Regions from separate parts of the Homo sapiens genome. Here region 2 is linked to region 1. A link is a contact called in ENCODE Hi-C data. All regions are on one chromosome and are shown on one strand. Each heading gives the region's core, a stretch centred on a gene start or an enhancer-like site at or near the end of the contact. The rest is flanking DNA. Distances are from core to core; before and after follow the strand shown. Region 1 holds the start of LRRN3 (leucine rich repeat neuronal 3). Region 2 holds the start of SAMTOR (S-adenosylmethionine sensor upstream of mTORC1).

Region 1 (7,891 bases), core at 3,315-5,814:
CTTGCTTTAGTTCAACATTCTAACAAACAGTCAGTAGTACTACTACTCACCTTACATCATGTTTCTAACTGAATTGAGAACTAATCTGTTATTAGAATTAGACCACAAAGGACAAAGTCATTGAAGACCTTCCTAGCACAATGTCAGCCCCTCACCATCAGTGACTCATTCATATGTATTTAGCTTTCTGAGCATATCGACTCATTTTTTCCACTAGGCACTGCATTTCTTCAGAGCTCTACTTCTCAAATCATGACAGCAATAAAAATTCCGTCATCAAACCTGAACAACCACTACTGTATAAAAGCAACCACTGTCTTGTGCATAAAACTAATTCCTTTTTAAAAATAGTATTTTATTTTTGGCATCCCTTGTTGCTGACTATATTGCATTGGTTGGCTCAGCCATCCATCAAGCATTCATTTATTTTACAAGTGAATATTGAGTACCTTGTGCAGTAGAAAGAGCTTTGGCTCTGTAAGCAGACAGAACTGAGTTCAAATTTTAGCCTCATTATTTAATAGTTTTGGGACATTGGGCAAGTAAGCTAGCTTCTTTCAGCCAATGTTTCTACACTGCCAATTGAAGGTAAAAATATCTATCTTTGCCGGGCGCGGTGGCTCACGCCTGTAATCTCAGCACTTTGGGAGGCTGTGGCGGGCTGATCACGAGGTCAGGAGATCGAGACCATCATGGATAACATGGTGAAACCCCATGTCTACTAAAAATACAAAAAATTTGCAGGGCATGGTGGCACGCGCCTATAGTCCCAGCTACCAGGGAGGCTGAGGCAGGAGAATCACTTGAACCCGGAAGGTGTTGGTTGCAGTGAGCCGAGATCGTGCCACTGCACTCCAGCTTGGGCAACAGAGCAAGACTCCATCTTAAAAAAAGAAAAAAAAAAAAAAACAACGAAACACTAGAATAGCTATAATTCAACTGGAATAGGTATAATTTATATATCAATCCCAATTTGAATAGAATATTTTTGAAGTTAATATATATAAAATATACAAATATATGTTAGTGCTCGACAGATGTTATTTTATCCATTTTATATGCATTGTGGAGCTTAAAAACTTAACAAGACATATACTCCCTCTAGGAGAATCTTATATGCTAAAAGGGGAAACAGGTAAAATTACAGAAACAATTATAATACCAAAAAAATGGTAAGTAATAAGAGCGATAAAGAGTGCTATTGTGGGTCAAATGAGAGATTATATCTTGTTAAAGGAGGAAAACAATGACCATGATAACAATGACCACTACCATAATAATGCCAGTAATAATGTCAAACATTTGTTCAAGACTACTATATTTCAGCACTTTTCTAAACCCGGTATACATATTAACTGTTTTAATGTTCATAACAATTCTAGGAGAAAAATGACATGCAGAGATAATACTTTTAAACCAAGATGCACGATGATACTTAACAGAGATGATACTTAACATGATGCTCAGAGTCTCTAGGAAGTGGCAAGGTAAGGATTCAAACCCAGACATTGTGGCTCTAAAACCCACATTCTACCGACTGTCCAGGCTACTTTTCTAAGAAAAGCACACAGGCGAATAAAGCCCAGGATTTGATGAAATAGCAATAAACAAGTTAAAAATCCCAACCACTAAGTCAGTGAATATCTACTGTACCCAATATTTTCTTATTTGATGATGAAGGCAAAACTCTTTCAGTATAATTTAAGGGTTGTAATTATTCATTTACATTTTAAAACCATTTCAATACATTTCCATTAAAACTCAGTATTCATCTAGGAAACCCTGTAGACATTTCCTACAATGTAGGTAACATGTACAACCATGTAATACTGTGGTTTACAATGTGAAATTTCTCTGAAGCTTTAGTGCCTTCTAAAGGAAGAAACTTAAAAAAAAATGAAGGGAGAGAAGGAGGGAGAGTAAGAAGAAGGAAGAAAAGAAGGAGAAGAAGGAAAAGAAGAATTAGCAGAGACCTGTCAATCATCCAGTAGATGATAGGGTAATATGGTGGAAAAAACCTGGAATACCTGAGGGGCTCTATCCTGGCTTTAATGTGCCAACTGTGTGCTAAGATTCCATGGTTCTCATTTGATGATCACTCACAATTGTATTAATTCAAAAACCCTAAAATCCTTACTGTATTACAATGTAACGTCTTCATATGGTACTTCATTATATAGATGTGATACCAAAATAATTTTTTCATGTATCTTTGGAGAGAGCCACATTTCATATTTACAGTTAAGGACTGAACGCCCTGATAAGTGAAAAAACACCCAAAACACACACTGATTCCATAAAGCTGCTGATGCTCTTGGAACAAGATAGAAATTCCAGTCAAAGAACAGAATCGCCATCCTTTTCATCCAAAGCCAGAGTCATTTTCTCTTTCACATTAAAATCTCATTTCTAGTGCTCCATGATATTAAATTTATAAAAATGAGTATAAAATATTTTAAATTTATCATGTACCTACATTAAAAGGACAATTGCAGGAAGAGCACTCTGATCTCCCACTTTCAAAAGAGTGATCATTTAGTTAAAACAACTTCCTATGAAATAATGTAAGATAACATATAAATGGCTACCTTTAACAATTCTAACTGAATCAAAACTGAAAAGATTTTTTCTTGATTTCTGAAACAGACTGAAATTTAAGATATTAGGTATGACTGCAGTTTCATTTAAAAACCAAGAGAGGAGTTTAATCATGTATCTGACTATCACAACTTACCTTCATTATGGGAGTGCATTATAATTGGTTTGATTACTGGACTTGTCAATTATACAGTCAATACCAATCAATGAAAATTAATCACTTAAGATACCATGGCATAAATAAAAATTCTCTTTTTACAAATAATTATCACAATTTTAAGATTATTCTTCCATATGTGGAAATAAATCCTGCAGATACTGAAATAATTTGGAATATTAAAGAAACTAAGATTTGCTAGATTAAAATTAAGGGGTAAGAAGGATGATTATTACTATTATTAAAAGTACATTAAATTATATGTAAATATACTCTAACACAACATCCCAACACTCAACCATGATCCCTAACATACAGAACTGACTCAGTGCTTTCTGAGTAAATACTAGAGTATCCAGTAAATAATAAAACCTTACAATAATATTCTGAAATAAGTATTAGGTTAAATGAGATGCTACTTTTATCTTGAACTTATTTTGATTCATTTGAATAAATTCTTATAGAAAAAAACATTTGGGAACTGTTTCTAGAAAACTACAGAGTGAAAATATTCAGTATTTAAAGACAAGCCTACTGTTTAAAATTTTTCCTGGTATTATTATTATTATAATAACTGCAAACTATTGTTCTATGTCATGTCAATAAGCACTTAAGGAGCAATTAGATGTGAAGGTTTTGTTTTTTTTTTCCTAAGTAAATCTAATAAGTGCCATTTCTCTTTACTCCACTAGAGGGTAGTCTCTCAAAACTGGGGTTGGAGTCATGACTAGCCTGCTTTTGACCTGTTGATATATTAATCCTCATGTTCCATTCTCCTCAACAAGATGTTTCTCTAGTATACTAATTAAGGTTGTAAAACATGCATTTTTAAAACTGCTTTTTGATTTTTCATGTATGTTCTTTCAGAAATATGCACTGCTATGTGTTTCTGTGTTTTCCAAATTTCTGGTAATTAATAAAAATGTTTTACATGTATGGCTTATATAGTATATTTTCCTGGGAAATATCCTTTCAGAGTTAATAGGCCTAAGAATAAAGATAGTCTTTTAAATAATTTAACTTATTACAATCGAAATATTTCCCCAGAGTGGTAAAAAATACATCCTAAATACACACACACACTCACAGATACACAAACACACCTACACATGTACCCATTCATATGTAGCTCCTAGATTTATTACATCATATAAAGAGAAGTCAGTGAGTATAATTAGAAATACATATTTTTAAAAAGTACCCCCTCAAATGCCAATGTTGTGAATTACAGAGAGGCAAATATATGCTTTATTTTAAAAATCTGGTCAATCCAGACAAGAAATGTCATTGCTAAAAAAAAAAAAAAAAAAGTGTTATTGAACACCAAGCACATATGCTAAATTAAGTAGGATCTATAGAGAACCAAATGCCACTCAAAACAGTTGCAAGCTTCTCTTCTTAAATAATGCAGTCATTGCTGAACTTCAGAGACGGAGTTGGAGGTTTGAGTCTCTACCAGGTGTTTTTAATATTTAGGAAATCCTTATCAGTAGTGTGTCCTCTCTATTTGCAGACTGAAAACATATTTCTCTGAATGACTGATAACCTAAAATTGAGAAAACTTGTCAAAAATTCCCAACATTCCCTCAGAAAGGAAAAAAAAGAAGGAAAATGATACCTAGGAAAACATGCAAGCCTGTTTCATTTATTTGTATCCTAAGCAGCAGTGTCATAGAACAGACAGTTTGTTTCAGCCAACCAGACTGGAGCAGCTGCGAGTGCTACATCTTGGCTGTCTGAAGCGATTGGCTCCTCTCTGGGGAGTGGAGGGTGTTCAGTTATTAATGACCGCTGAGCAGGCAGCACCATGTCAGTGTGACAACTGATCGGGTGAACGATGCACCACTAACCACCATGGAAACAAGGAAAAATAAAGCCAGCTCACAGGATCTCTCTTCACTGGATTGAGAGCCTCAGCCTGCCGACTGAGAAAAAGAGTTCCAGGAAAAAGAAGGAATCCCGGCTGCAGCCTCCTGCCTTCCTTTATATTTTAAAATAGAGAGATAAGATTGCGTGCATGTGTGCATATCTATAGTATATATTTTGTACACTTTGTTACACAGACACACAAATGCACCTATTTATACCGGGCAAGAACACAACCATGTGATTATCTCAACCAAGGAACTGAGGAATCCAGCACGCAAGGACATCGGAGGTGGGCTAGCACTGAAACTGCTTTTCAAGGTAAGTTTAAAATACACATATATTTTAAAATACGTTCTATTTCTTGTCTCTTCGATGATCATGTTTTTACACCTAAATCCTCCTTTGATGTCTTCTTCTTGTCTGAATTCTAAGAGCATTTTTCTTTTATTGCACTTTTGAGAAGAAATTCACATGCAAAACCCAGCTGGCTCTGTGTGTGCCTAGCTGTGTTTGTGAGATTCTCCAACATGCATTTTACTAGCTTGAATGCCCATTAGAGGATGTGAGTGGGAGAGAAAAAGCAGTGTTGGGGGGAGGAGAAAAAGGAGGGAGACAGAAGAGAAGGGAACAGTGGGGGAGAAGAGAGGAGGAGAGGGAGAGAGAAGGAGATGGGGAAGAGAGAAGACAGAGAGGAGACAGAGAGGAGAGGAGAGTCACGGGTGATGGGGTGCAATTTTCCTTTTTCTTCACATTATTTGTAGTGAAAAGCAGATCACACATTATTCTCTGTTTTGAAATCAACCCACCAAATGGGGCATTTTTATTTTGTCTCATCCAGTGGATGCAAATTAAGGCAAATGCTGTTGTATGTTAAGAGCTAAACCACTAAGCAGAGTAGCAGAATGAGCATATCACAAACAGTTATTGAATTTCTGCCAGGCTACATCTTACGGACTGGGGTAAATGACTTCCCTTTAATAACATCCCCTCGCTGGTCTGAAGGGACAGTGCAAATGTCTGATTGCTAATGCAGCTGGAACTGCCACACACTAGGTGAAAGGATCCCATGAACCAGAAGAGTTCTAATCTTTGGTAATTAACAGGATCACAGCAGGATGGCTTTAAAGTACATTTCCTATTTAAGAAAATTGTTTGTTCTAACCAACTGCTATATTCCCTTTGCTGTTGTTGAGCTGGATGGCTTAATTCGGCTCTAATTTATTCATTTTTAACAATATGTCCTTGTTTCTCTGCCTCTAATTTCAGTGAAAGCAGGCTATGAATATGAGTAGAACCGTCCTAATTTAGTGAAAAGGGGATAATGTGAAAACAAAAATAGAAGTAAAGGTTCAAAATATCTACCTAGAAAATAGTGTGCTCTGGTACCATAAATATTACTGATATATTTCTCATCTTTAGTTTCAGAAGCAATGCCTTTGAGACAGAATTACTCTCAGTAAACTCTATGAGCATCCATGTATTGATGATTCATGGAATTCAGTGTGGGTTAATTTTTACTTCCAATCTTGTAAAGGGAAGCCAGCTACTTAGAATATGCTTTCAAACAGACAACACCAATTGAGGATATTCATGGAAACATTCACTGCCCTCTTTACTGGGTCCTGGAAAGACAGTAAAAGAAACCTAGCATTTGTATTTCATCTTCTGGAGCTCTCTCCTGCCTTCTTTTAGTTCAACTAACCACACAGTTAACAGAGTCAGCTTCTTTGAAACTGTGGGTTATTTTTTTCCACAACTGTGATTTCAGAGCTATTATTGGTTTCCTAGTTTGTAATATAAGCCAAAGCAAAAAGACAATAACCAGCCACTTAGATCCTGCCACTTTCCCATAAATGTGTCAAAAAAATGAGTCAGTTTACAACATGTAATATAAGAAGTCAATTAATTCCAGTGACCTTTGTAAATGATGACAATAAAGCAGCTCTGACAATATGCCAGTGGCTTCGATTTTCTCTCTGTAAGATGAACAAGTTTAAGAAGAGGGTTCCTGCTCAGAGAAAAATGAAAGGTGCTGAAGCATCAGCTTGCAATATTGGCAGCTTTGCTCGCTCTGCCTCAAATGCCACATGCAATCTATAAAAAAAACCAAAATGATTTATTACAAAAAGGAAAAAGTGTTTTATTTGCTTTTCTGCTATTTATTAAAAGTGCTGCTTTTGAAACAGACCAGATCTGATATTTTGAGGTACCTCCTAAGTTCCTAACCAAGAGGAAAAGACTTGAAGTAGATACTCAACCCTCTGATTTCAAACTCCTATATAATGTAGCATTGCAGTATTTAATTCAGTTTTTCTTAGACCTTTTCCAGGGAAAGTTTGCATGCCAGACACACATTCTTAAATCTAACCCGCCTTATTTTAAAATTGCAATAGATGACACCTAAGAACAGTGGATTCACTCTTTAACCTTAGTAAAGCTCACATACATATTTTGTGGATTACAGAGATCAGTAATGTGCCCACTTCAGTCTGAGAAATACCAACACTCCAGGCCCCCGGTGTTGCCACTCAGTGTGTGCCAGTGAGTTTGGTGATTTGATCAGCACCTACGAATGCCAGATGATGGACATTTGTGTATGACTGGAAGATTTACCCATAGTCTCCCCAAATCATGTAACTATACCAGAAATAGCACCTTCCTGGCAAGACAATTCAAAGGACCATTTTTTTCAGGGTGTCGCTTGTCACAGGCAACATGCTGAGTTAGAATGCTGATGAGTAGGTGGAATTTTTTATTTGGAGGTGGTGGTTGTTGTTGTTAATGGCTTAATAAACGGTGCTACCAGCCTTCCAGGCCAGCAATTTAGTGACCTACAAAAAAGGTGATCAACTTATGATGCACTAACTATATTTCACTGTTTCTTTGTTCTTTCCTTTTTTGTAACATCTTTTGCTTTCGCCATGTGATGGGTTTGATGTTTCACTCCTCCCCCCGAATCTGAATTTTTTTGGGGTGTAACATTCCTGTGTAACATGGCACTATGGTATTTATTACAATCTAAGTTGATCAGAAAGCTCTATAACCGGAGTTTCGTTTTAAAAAAACACTTATGTAAGTTAAATGTTATTACTTAATTAGCAGCCCCTGAAAATGGGCAGAGGTGAGGTATCTGTTGGTGAATCTGAAGGAGATCATTAAAAGAAAGCTAATAGTAGACTAAAAAATGAGTTCCTACTTCTAGCCTCAGTAAGGATGCTCCTCTAAAATGATTTAAAATAATGTGGCTCCAGCCAGTCTGAAGAAACA
Region 2 (7,891 bases), core at 2,569-5,068, 1.8 Mb after region 1:
TATTTTTGGTTTACATGGAGGTCAAATTTTAAAAATTATGTATGCAAAGACAGAAAACACCTATATGTGCAAGCATATTTCCATTTATAAATATGGATCTATTCACTAGATAGTGAAAAACCTATCTTATGAATATCTTATGAATATAACCTCACTTTAAAAGACTGTCTCTTAACTATCAATGGCAGACACCAGAAATACCCCTTCGCATCACCACTGCTAGGCATCTCCCTACCATTTCTTTTTAGTAACTGCTTCAGATACGAGTGCTGCCTGGAACACACCTTTATCTCCAGTTCTCACTTTACCTTTAGACAAATTGGCACAGCATCTCTTAAGTGGTGAAACAAGGCAGGCCATAAACTGGGGAAGGAAAAAGTGGTAAACGAAAAGAGTGCATTAAGCCTACCTGCTACTCTTTACAACCCTGTTCACCCTTCCCCACCCCAAGCCTGTTCATCACCATCAACTAGCATCAGTTGGGCAAATGGTTGGAGAAGAGTGGAAAAAAATCTTTTCTTATCACAGCAAAAAAGAACAACACAACTTATTTTCATTGTTTTTCCTGTTTTATTTTCAATTCCACTAATAGAGATAAGGGAAAAGAAGGCTCTGTTCTCCAACCTCCCAGTCACTATCTATCCTGTCCTTAATATTCAATGGCTGTTTTGCCTCCTTATTCTACCCTAACTTATTTCCTTCCCTGCCATCTCTCCCCAAAAAACCCTCACCTTGTATAGCCCCAACTCAGCTAATCATACCTATCCTATGGATCATCCATTCCCATCAATTTATAACTTTTCACCTAATGGAAATTCTAGGGCCACTTCCTGCTTCTCATTTTCCCTCCTATTCTAACATTTGGAGTCACTAATATTAGGTTTGGAGTTGGGGGTGGGGAACCTATATTATTCCCATAAAATATGTATAGTATTAATAATGAACTACCAAAGCATCAAGAAAGTTATTTTAATATTTTTAGGACTCCGCTCACTTATCTGTAAAATGAAGAAGCTATTAGATCACCACTCTAATATCTGGCTGACAATTTCCAGTTCCTAATAATAGGGATCTTAAACTATAGATCTGAGGTAGAATACAGGAATTGTCTAAGAGGCACCCAGTTGAATCTGCTGATCAGCCATGTTTGGGAATCACTGCTAAATGCTAAGAGGTTCCTTCTAGTCTAAAACTCCAAGATCCTAAGCTGGAATTTTCACTGCATTTGCTGGTAGAAGAATTGTGATAAAAGGGGTACAGTTTCCATAGTTATTGGTGCTATAGTTCAGGTATGTTATTGATTCAATGGGCCTTTGCAGACTGATCTAGCACTTAAGCAATCTTCAGATTACAATAACAGCTGACTTGCAAATGAACTTGTAAAATATGTTTACAGACTGGGGACCATCAGCACAATACTAAGTCCTCAAAGTAAAACACTAAAAATTATTTCCTTAGTATTATTATGTGCACAGAGTTTTTCACAGATGACTTTTTTACTACTAATATTTAGCCTATATGTCAGAAATAAAGGTAGAAGGAGCATGCTCATTAGGATCACTTATTCTGCTAATTCACTGATGGGGCTTTGTATATCATTCAAGCAAAGCCTAGAGAAGTCTAGATCACCGGTGAAATTCAGGGTATTAAAGCGCCTAAAGAATAGTCTCATTCAAATGTTTAAACTGCCAGGACTTTAACTCCCCAGAAGCATACTAGATCATTCACTTATGAACTCCATGTATCTATTCTAGATCTGGTAACTTCCGATTCTCATAAACAAGAGTTCCTGTGGTTAATACTCAGGCTTAAAACATGGTTAAACATGTGGGAACTAAGCACATATAAACAGCACTTGAAGAGATGCCACATTAGTGTGTTAATTTGAGTGGAACCTATTCATTTATGAATAAATGAATAATGAAATTATTAAAAGGTAAAAATAGAAATGGAATTCTATGCTAGTCATTTTTCTCTTTAGAAAGATGCACTTAAATTTGTACAAAATAGCAGGATAAATTGCAGGAAAATGTGTCCATTTATTTCCTAATCTCTCCAAATAACATAAAATCTACAGTGAATTCCATTATGTAAGAGCATTCTTTGAATATCAAGAATGATGCAGTTGTTGCTATGGTAACTACTCATTTTATTGACTAAATTGTGGGTTTGGGTAGCATTCTTTCAAAAAACATATTTTACCATCCTAAGTAGGTCTGATAAGACTCTTTCTATTGCTATCTGTTAAACAATAACTACAAGCCCCATTTGGGGATGATTAAACAGCCTCTATTAAAAGCTAAGCTTGATTTGCTAAGGAAAGAAACCTTTAAAGTTTGAAAAATGAAACATATCAACTACATTCAAAAGAACAAAGGATACTTAGTTTTAACTTTCTAGAGTAGTTGAAACGTGTGTATAAATCAACAGTAACATGATCTTACCTGTCTGTATTCCTTCACTGCCATAATTTTCCTTCTAATCCTAAATTATTAACTAAGTATAGGACTAACACCAGAAGGCTGCTGACTTTTCAGTTTGCAATTAAGCTAAAATGAGAACCAGTGGAAAGCTTTCCTCATTTCGATACTCAGGAGAAGTCTCTCTCCCAAGCCTATGAAAACAGAATTTTCACTGTCAAAATCTTATAAAACAGCTGTGTACAAAAGCCTATATTTAAAGATATCAAGGATAACTGTAGACTCCAACTATAAACACTCTTCAGGCACAGGCAAAAGCCACTAAGGCTTCTTCCCCTATGAGCTTCCACAGAGGGGGTTCTCACCGGAACCCCATCCATGGAAGCCGAGGGTGGGCTTTATCGGCAGGTGTCTTTAGGAGGCTTCCAATACAAACGGTATTTTCAGAACCTGCCCAGATCTCTTCCTCATCGCCTAAATAAACAGTTAAGACCAAGTATTTAAGAAATGGGAGTGGGGGCCACGAGTGTAGCCCGCCCCCTTTTAACAATGTGAAGTCCAGTCAGCTAAAAGGCCTGCTGGCTTCCCAGCCCTGGAAGCCAATGCGAGGAAGGCTCGGCATGGTTGTAGGAATGAAGTACTAGGAAGGGGGTCTGATAAGGAAGCAAATGGTACAGCCGGTAGGTCAAGCGTAAAGGAGGGACAACTCAGGTTTCTTTTCGTCTTTTACAAATGGATTTTACCTGTCTTGTTTTACCTCGGCGTCTCTTGCAAAAAGCGACCCCCACCTCCTCTGTGAGCGTGTATGTGTTTGTGTGTGCCGAGACAACAACCTCAGCACCCCGGCTGGGGACAGGGGCTTGGAGGGGGTGGGGACTCAATTCCTTTACAGGCCTAGAACTCTCCCGAAGGGCCCTCAAAGAAAAGGGGGCGGGGAGGAGCGCGTCTGATGCCGACTAGGGGGCTCAGACCAGGCCCGGGAGAGCAGCAGCGGCTGGGGGGACGTGCAGATCCTTTACATTTTAATGGTGGCCTCTTTGGAGGAGGGAAGAGGTGACAAGCGGTTGGGGGTGATGAGGCCTCCCCTTCCTCCCTCACTCAGCGCGCTGTTTACCTTCTCGGTACTTCTTGCGGAGCCGCCGGTGGACGCTCTTCACCACACCGGAGAGCTTCTCCTGCTCCAGTTTCCGCTCCTGCTCCCGGGGCGGCGGAGTGTTCGGGGACCCGGCCCTCTGCGCACGAGCAGTATTTCGGCCGCCGGCCCCTGGCTCCATATCGCAGCCGCCGCCGCCGCCGCCGCCCCTCAGGCCCCCGCAGACGCTCCCCAGATGGAGGAGGTGGGGTAGGAGGAGGGAGCTGCGGAGGCAGCAGCCAGAGGAGGCAGAGGAACCGGAGCGACAGCCTTGGAGGTGGACCCTCACCCAAAAGTGCAAACTGATTGGTGGATTTTGAGGGCTGGGCGGAAACGGAAAAGGCTAAGGGCCAATGGGCAGAAAGCGCCGGCGGCGAACCCGGTTGTTTGGGAAGGCGAGCAGCTGGAGGAGGCGGAGCTTGCGGGGATAGGGAGGCTGAGGCAGTGGGAGCTCCAGGCCTGGGTGCTCATCTCTTCCCCACCCTCCCCGGATTCTGTGCGCAGGCGCTGTGGCTCGGCCTCGGGAGACGAGCTGTGAGCAACGCGCTTGCGCGTCTCAGTTTGCTTAGTTTGGGCTTTTTTACAGCTCGGCTTTCTGATGTCTTCCATCATTTTCATCCCCTACACTTTATAATCTGTTGCGATGCGGCCAGGGTGCTCTGCTTGAACCTCCGCTGCACCTTGTCACATGTAGGTTCCCTTTAGTTACTTGCGCTTTGAGATGACGTTACACTTCAGGGACCTCAAGCACACAAGCATTCTAAGGCTCAAGGAGAGGTCTGGCTACCAAATGCTAATTTAATTCTCAGGTCGACAATGGTTTATGCCTGCAGTACTACTGCTGGGCAAAGGACATAGAAAATGCGAAAAGGAGAGGGCCAAGAAAAGCAACAGGAGATGCAGGAGGACAATAAGGAACGATGGAAAACTCACAGCAGATGCCCTCAAGAACTTTTGTAGTGACCACGGTGTTAATAAGCAGCCTTCCCTGATCTTATTCGCATCAGCACTCTGAGCTTTTATGGTCAGCTCAGGTGACCTCCTGTCCTTTAATTTGGAGAGTTAGTCTATGCGGAGTGTATCTAAGTGGGTTTGGTAACCTGTTCACCCTCCTCCACTTCTTTTCCATCTCTTGGGGAACGCGATTGTTGACTTCTGTCCCAGAAAGGTGGAACACTGCTCTCTGGAGAGAGGTAGACTGCATTGGCTCCTGAAGTGGTACTGAGGCTGCTGGAGTGTCAGAGATTGAATAGACTGAGAGCCCCTAATGAGTTGTGTTGGATTGTGTACCACTTCCCCATTGCAGGTGTTGGTTACGTGACAGTCTATGGAAATGATTGCAATGGTAACATTTTGATAATGATTTTCTAACTACGAATAAAGCTTGCATTATGTAACTGTTTTATATGCTACCTTCTTTATATTGAATACGCTGAAGAGCAAAGAATTATACACACTGTCTAGGACACAGGAGAAGCGGGAGGTGAAGGGAGATTGATGGAATTTAAAGGCGGAAGATGTGTCCCTACAGCACAGTGAAGAGACAGATCAAACACAAAGACAAGGACATATAAACTTCAAAAGAACTCCTTATAATTATGAAGAGAAGTTAAGCGGAAGTGCCTAATAAATTGAAAATATGGTGGTCTTATTTGGGGGAATTTCATTTGGGAAGAAAGGGGAGCTTGAATTACATGTCTCTTTTGGCTCTTTCCATATTTTAATACATATGGAAGGCAAATAATGGTGCAGATATTCGAAAGATACAATGATAGTAAAAAGAGCATTAAATTTCACTTGTGCTGAACTGTAGTTTTATTTTTTAAAAAAGAACTTTTCAGCATAATACTAGCAAATGAACTTTTAAGGCCTCTTAACTGAAGATGTTCACTGAAGGAAATTTGGAAAATACAGAAAAGAGTAAAGAAAATAAGACATCTGGACTGAGAGATAACAACTTAACATTTTTTCTTTGTTTGTATATACTAATTTCAAATAGGATATTTCTTGATGCCTATGTGGCAATCTATTGTATGAATAGCCTACTATTTCATTAACCAATTCCCAGTTATTGTAGATTTATGTTTTTTCCAGCTTTTTTGTATTACAGATAATGTCATGACAAACACATTTGCACACAAGTATTTGTCCATTTCTTTAATTATACATTCCATCAGGCTAAATTCCTAAAAGTTCAATTTCTGAAGCAAAGGGTCAAACATGTTAGGGTTTTGATGTATATTATGAAATTGCCTTTTCTGAAAGATAGTAGCAGTTTATGCCATGTCCACTAGTACCTATGGGTGTTTATTTCATTGCACCCTTACCAAAGGTAGGTATTACAATTTACAAAGTCATTAATGAGATTTTAAAAACATGTCTATTTTTTAAATAAATATGTGGAATTTCCTGCTGTTTCGTAACTAGCTATTCTTATTGGTATAATATTTAACTTAAAATACCAACGTAAGAATAAATAAAAGGAACTTATTTAAGACTATCTAGTTGTTGTTGTTCAAGCAGATTGAAGAGTCCTACCTTTTAAAATTACTTTTTGACTTCACACTTTCTTGAAAAGCAACCGAAGAAATAACAATTGGACAGCCAGATTTTATTTTAAAGAAAATGAAATCTTTTTATTTTCTTTAAATTTTTTATTTAAAAAATGTTTTATTTAAAATTTTCATTTAAAAAATTTTAAATTTTTTATTATAAAATAAAGATTTTATTTTAAAAATAAAAATAAGATTTATTTTATTTTATTTTATTTTATTTTATTTTATTTTATTTTGAGATGGAGTTTCACTCTTGTTGCCCAGGCTGGAGTGCAGTGGCGCATTCTCGGCTCACTGCAACCTCCGCCTCCTAGGTTCAAACGATTCTCCTGCCTCAGCCTCCCGAGTAGGTGGGATTACAGGCATGCGCCACCATGCCCGGCTAATTCTGTATTTATAGTAGAGACGGGGTTTCTCCATATTGGTCAGGCCAGTCTCAAACTCCCGACCTCAGGTGATCCACCCACCTTGGCCTCCCAAAGTGCTGGGATTACAGGCGTGAGCCACGGCGCCAGGCACAGATTTTATTTTAAAGATGCGTGAATTCAAATGAGGTATAGGCCAACATGTCCTGAGAAATATTTTAAGGTGATTTTTTTTCCACTGACTATCCACCACAGCACAAAAGGGAGTTTATAACTACTTTCCTCCTGTGTAGTTAGCAATATTACAAAAAGCTTTCTATCTGTTAAGGTTGCTGAGGAGTCATAATGGAATTCTCCATTTAAGTGAAACAACAGTCCTAATTGCTGATAAAATGGATTCACTGAAGGAAGCAGGCTTGGTGCCATATTCAATGAGCATATCCTATGCCCAGGAAAATGTCAGCAACTTTCCCCACTTTGTGGTGACAGGTTTTTATTTACTGTAAATATCTTGTTTTAAAAAATTCTCTCATTATTTTAAATGCCTGTTAGGGAAAGAGGATGTTGGAATAAAACACTCTTCACTGAGCAGGACAAACCAGTCTGGGAAGTAGAGGCTTTTCTAATGACCGCTCTAAACCCCTGATAAGTAAATTTCTCATCCTCATTCTTTGCCTTACCTAACCAGCTTCTGTACCTAATTCCTTACACATTAGGTAGGTCAAGTAAGCTTCCTTTGTTCAAGAACCACTCAGTACAGAAAAAATGTTTTTGGTGAGAAAAATACCTTGTCATCTTTGTTTACAGTTATATTCTTTATAAGTAACACAAATTCCTACAAAGGGTGTAAAGAGTCAACATATTGCAGTAATAAAATATGTTCTATTCCCAGTGTGAGTTTGAAAAAATTAATGGGTGATGAAAAGTCAACTTAAAAATCCATATCAAAATCTGGGATGAGGCACTGAGGTAACCCGTAGATTCTGGGTGTGCTTTGTAAAAGTGTTGTACATTTCATTCTGACCCTCTTGAGTGTTGCTGTAGAAGAGAGAAGACTACATAATAGAAGTTGGGGTTCTTGGCCAAATTTGGTGGCTCACACTTGTAATCCAGGCACTTTGGGAGGCTGAGGTGGGAGGATCACTTGAGACCAGAAGGTCGAGGCTGCAGTGAGCCATGATTGTGCCGCTGTACTCCAGCCTGGGTGACAGAGTGGGACCCTGTCTCAAACAAAAAAAAGAAAGAAAGAAAAAAAAGAAATTGGGCTTCTTTGAATAATCTAAGGCATTATTTATTTTTATTCTTCAGTGACTTGGTATTATCTACTTTGCTTTGGCCCTCTTTATTATAAAAATCATAAAAGCAATTAGACTTTAATGTTGCATAATAAAAGTATTAATATTAAACTTCTGTTTCTAA

The links. Hi-C counts contacts between places; a loop is a spot of excess contacts on that map. Pooled maps may share reads with other maps.
Region 2: a pooled map shows a loop between it and region 1 (2.6-fold over the local background). The contact joins the promoter of SAMTOR here to the promoter of LRRN3 in region 1. A Hi-C loop is called at or near these places in 4 of 50 pooled maps.

The regions. Positions count from the first base shown.
Region 1 is chr7:111,086,563-111,094,453 of GRCh38, forward strand. LRRN3 (leucine rich repeat neuronal 3) reads left to right here and starts at 4,565. Exons shown (of 3, transcript NM_001099658.2): 1 at 4,565-4,942. The region is part of intron 3 of IMMP2L (inner mitochondrial membrane peptidase subunit 2); the gene reads right to left.
Region 2 is chr7:112,936,057-112,943,947 of GRCh38, forward strand. It overlaps SAMTOR (S-adenosylmethionine sensor upstream of mTORC1), which reads right to left and starts at 3,819. Exons shown (of 5, transcript NM_152556.3): 1 at 3,535-3,819. The coding sequence starts at 3,694. RefSeq lists a silencer at 3,648-3,747 and enhancers at 3,777-4,293, 3,948-4,287.